Regions from separate parts of the Homo sapiens genome. Here region 2 is linked to region 1. A link is a loop called in an ENCODE intact Hi-C map of the cell type or tissue named here. Cell type or tissue: CD4-positive, alpha-beta T cell. All regions are shown on one strand.

What was found. Hi-C counts contacts between places; a loop is a spot of excess contacts. Peaks named below come from ENCODE experiments on the same cell type or tissue, not always from the same donor. Only the 100,000 strongest peaks of a DNase experiment are listed, where the experiment ranks them.
Region 2: a loop joins it to region 1, with 6 times the contacts of the local background. A loop is called at or near these places in 8 of 110 quality-filtered maps.

Annotation. Positions count from the first base shown.
Region 1 is chr15:99,246,240-99,248,739 of GRCh38, forward strand. All of the region lies in intron 1 of TTC23 (tetratricopeptide repeat domain 23), which reads right to left. Among named protein-coding and RNA genes, the nearest start is that of TTC23, 2.1 kb to the right of the region's middle. In CD4-positive, alpha-beta T cell, no CTCF peak of the experiment used is centred here; no DNase peak of the experiment used is centred here.
Region 2 is chr15:100,591,141-100,593,640 of GRCh38, forward strand. All of the region lies in intron 1 of LINS1 (lines homolog 1), which reads right to left. Among named protein-coding and RNA genes, the nearest start is that of LINS1, 9.8 kb to the right of the region's middle. In CD4-positive, alpha-beta T cell, no CTCF peak of the experiment used is centred here; no DNase peak of the experiment used is centred here.

The sequences.
Region 1 (2,500 bases):
ACCCACAGAATGGGAGACAATATTTGTAAATCATTAATCTGATAAAGGACTTTAACCACAATATATAAAGAACAATTAAAAATCAGTAACATGGGGCTGGGCGTGGTGGCTCACGCCTGTAATCCCAGCACTTTGGGAGGCCGAGGTGGGCAAATCACGAGGTCAAGAGTTCAAGACCAGCCTGGCCAACATGGTGAAACCCTGTCTCTACTAAAAATACAAAAAATTAGCTGGGCATAGTAGTGGGCACCTGTAATCCCAGCTACTCAGGAGGCTGAGGCAGGAGAATCGCTTGAACCTAGGAGGCAGAGGTTGCAGTGAGCTGAGATCGAGCCACTGTACTCCAGCCCGGGTGACAGAGTGACACTCCGTGTCAAAAAAAAAAAAATTTATTAACATGGGCTGGCGCGATGGCTCATGCCTGTAATCCCAGCACTTTGGGAGGCCAAGGCAGGTGGATCACGAGTTCAGGAGTTCGAGACCTGCCTGGCCAACATGGTGAAGCCCCGTCTCTACTAAAAATACAAAAAATTAGCTGGGCGTGGTCGTGGGCACCTGTAATCCTAGCTACTCGGGAGGCTGAGGCAGAAGAATTGCTTGAACCCGGAAGGTGGACATTGCAGTGGGCCGAGATCGTGGCACTCTGCACTCCAGCCTGAGCGACAAAGCGAGACCCAGTCTCAAACAAACAAACAAACAAACAAAAACCAAAAAAACCAAAAAACAATCAGTAACAAGATGACAACTCAATTAAAAAAATAGGCAAAATATTTGAAAGACATTTTACAAAAGAAGATATATGGATAGTCAACAAGCACATGAAAAGATGCTTCATATCGTCAGTCATCAGGAAAATGCAAATGAAAGCTGTAATAAGATACCACTTAAAATCCAGCTGAATGACTACAATGAATAAGACAGATCATAAGGAGTGTTGGTGAGGATGTGGACAAATTGGAACCCTCATACACTCTGGTGGAAATGTAAAATGGGAAATTCACCTTGGAAAGCAGTTGTGCAACACCTTGAAAAGTTACACCCAGAGTTACCATATGACAGTAATTCCACTCGTAGATATACACCCAAGAAAACTGAAAACACACGTTCATACAAAAACTTGTACCCATCTTCATAGCAGCATTATTCATAATGCTAAATACTGTACTGTATTTACTGTAATACAATTACAATTAGTACAATTAAACACTATATTTAAATACTAGAAGAAATCCAAATGTCTGTTAATTGGTACTGTTAAATAAAATGTGGATTATTACTTAGCAATAAAAAGGAATGAAGTAATGAGACATACTACAACATGGATGAACCTCAAAAACATTATGCTAAGTAAAAGAAACTAGATGCAAAGGATCGCATAATGTGTAATTCCACTTACATGCCCAGAAAAGGTAAATTTATAGACAGAAAGTTTTTTAGTGATTGGGGCTGGGGATAGGAAACCAGGACTTGCCTGCAAATGGGCACAAAGTATTTTTTTAGGATGATGAAAATTTTCTAAATTTTCTAGGATGATGAAAATTTTCTAAATTTTCTAGGATGATGAAAATTTTCTAAATTTTCTAGGATGATGAAAATTTTCTAAAATTGGAATGTGGTGATGGTTGTGATTTTCTAAAACAATCATTGAGTTATATCCTTAAGACAAATGAACTTTATAATATATAAATTATACTTCATTAAAGCTGTTAAAAATAGCTATGAAACCACAACGCAGTTTTATGTGTAATTCTGGTTTTTATACATATTATGACAAGACTTTTATAAAGACGGGGCAACCATGACTCCCCAAGACAGTGTGGCAGCGGTCCCCAAAAATCTTAAAGAAGTAAACTCAATGCTTTCGAAGACTACAAAGAAGTGCATCAAAATTTATATTATTCAACAATGATAAGGTAAATGTATTCGGGTAAGAAGCATGGTTACTAACCTGTGTGCCAGTATTTACACAGCATGGGGCCCCTTAGCTTCTGGTCTCTGCTCTGGTCTAGCCATCTTAAATTCCACTGTCAGTTTTATTGTCTTCAAATATTACTTTCATAAGGGGTGCCTCCTGTTCCAAACACAGGACCCAAACCCCTGATTTTGGGAATTCCGGCTCTTTATATTTCTCATGCTGCTTTTTAAAATTTGTAACCAAAGTTTCCAAATGAACCTTCTGCCGCAGTCAGAACCAACTCTTCCTCAGGCTGCATGTATTTGCTAACAACTCACTCACTAGTAGGGATGCCACTTCCCTTATTTTTCTCTCTGAAATTCTGCCCATTGCTCAGGCCCAAATTGAGTCTTACCCATACTGTGAAGCCTTCTCTGAATAATTCATCTCACATTGAGCTGAGCTCCTGAAGCACCTGTGCTCTACAACAGTCATCCGGGCATTAAGAACTGTTCAGAAGTTTTAGTTTAAATGTTCTGAGCCTCATTTGTCCCTGCTCTTGAGGGGCTGGATTTTATTACTTTATATTCCCCTATATGGATTAAC
Region 2 (2,500 bases), 1.3 Mb after region 1:
CACTCCAGCCTGGGCGAAAAGAGCAAAACTCTGTCTCAAAAAATAAAATAGGAAAAAAAATAATAATAGTTTCCCTTGTGTGCTGTATTCTCTCAAAGGTTTTAAATGGTTGCACGCAGCCATCTCTAGAATGTCAAATGGTCTCTCTTCAACTGGAATGACAAGAGCTGAAAGAAATGTGTGAACATGAGGACACCATAACCTATGAATCATGCACTGACACCAGAAACCCAAAATGAAGGTAACTGAGAGTTGTGCTAAGGCCCTAAGTTTTGGTCACACTCTCACCTAAGTGAGAACGTGACCAAAAAGGGAGAATTTTTTAAAATAAAATTATGGAAGGCCATTGTTTTGGACTGAACTCATGCACTAGGCCCCAACAGACCAAACCAAACCAAACCAAAATGGAGTTGCTTGCATTAAGACGTTAAGGAAACACATAGATCCTAGAACAGACTAGGTTTTGTTTTTTTTCCGCAAATCTCTAGAAAACATTCCTGGCAGCATAGGTATCCACTCCCTGAAGTTCCCATTAAATCTTTTAACCAAATTCATTTCCTCTCGCCTAGAAACCATCAAGCTTCAGATGATCATGCAACAAAGGTTCCAGCCACTACCCCTGGCCATCAAGGAGCTACCCTGCCTCCACTAGACAGAGAGGGGCGAGAGTTCCATGATTCCCAATAGGTAGGGACTGTGCCCCAAGCCAGCATGAAGCAGTTACAGAAGATAGACCATTGGTCCCTCTGCTTCCATAAAGATTTATGGGGATCACATCTTTCTGGGGGGAAATGAGACAGAATAGGGTCTGGAGGCAGGGACATAGGCTAATTCACGCTGACTTCCTAGAACTAAATCAAATGGAAACACTTCATCTATGAAACATCCTCTCCATTTACATAGGGTGTACACTAAGTAAGTGACTTTACTTCACCCTCTTCATTTACATAGGGCATACACCAAGTAATCAATGGAAACCTCTAGAGGGTATGTAAACCTCAGAAAATTCTGTAACGGGGCTCTTGAGCCCCTATGCTTGGCCCACTCCCACCCTGTGGGGTGTACTTTCATTTTCAATAAATCTCTGCTTTTGTTGCTTCATTCTTTCTTTGCTTTGTTTGTATGTTTTGTGTGTCTTCCCTTGCTTCGTTTGTGCTTTCTTTGTTCAAGACGCCAAGAACCTGGACACCCATCAACTGATAACACTTTTGGATTTTTACGGAGGCTTCTTTACTTAGGCATGGTTGATTAAATCACTGGCCCTTGGTGATAGACTCAACCTTGAGTCCCTCTCCCCTTCCTGAGACTGGGGGTAGGGCTGAAAGTTCCAACTCTGAGCATAGGGCTGATTCCCTCCCTGCAGTGAGCACTCCATCCTGTAGCCATCTAGGTGGTCCAAAAAAATCACCTCATTAACATAACCTGGGGTGTGTGAAAAGTGTTTATTATAAATAACAAAACACTGCCTTTTACCTTTAGTGCTCTGAAGCTGTCTTGAGCTGCTTCAGGAACCCAGGACAAAAGGCCATATATATACTTTAACAAAAGATCAACTTATTGTTCTAGTCCCATAGGAAGTAATAGGCTTAAAGGAGATGGGCCTGTAATCTTAGATGGAAATCAAAAAATATTCATCTTAGTAATACAGGTCACAAATGCCAAGGGGCCAGGCAGCTAATGAATGAATGACGACAATAGGTGCTAGGCTGTTTTATTGTGATCAAGTATAAACTCCTCTTAATTACACTGTCTTTAAAATAAATGTCCGTGGGTAGCCCATTGGAATTGAAAACTGTAGTTTGTATGTGTTTTTTAAAGCAATTGTGGTATTAAAGGAAAGGACAAATCCTTAAGAAAACAAACTAGGGGATTTAACTGACCACAATTTTTTCTGAAGTGGATGCTCTGAGGTTTGCACATCTCATTCTGCATTATCATGCTGGCCTGGGGGAATGTGTACTCTTCAGACAACAAGCTTTTAAGAGACACCAACAAACCCAAGTGTCTGACGGAGGGTGCACAGGATGCTGACAGGCTCTGAGGCCATCTATATGATAAATGAACGATTTCTCTAGCCTGGAAACAAACAATTGGGGCAGTCTTACTAGGTAAGTGAAGGAGCAGTGATTCTCTTAGTGTTTTCTCTTGGCAGAGGAGCTGAAATCCCACACCAAGTGGCCTAAGGGTTACCCATATTAAGTATAAAATCTATCTGAAGCCTCTGTTTATTTTTTAAGTTCTGTAAACTATTTGAATTTTGCATTATATGCCTAATAAAACCATGTGTTTATTAATATAAAATAACATACTTCCCACCCATCTTCACATAAAATTGCTGTGTTAGGAATACGAATCGTTAAACTTTATTGAGTACCTACTATGTACCAGATACTGCTCTAAGTGAGTTTTACAACTTTATGGGGGGGGGGGGTGCTTAATTATCATACCCATTTTACAGATAAGAAAACTAAGAGAGATGTTATGTCACAGAGCTTCAGGG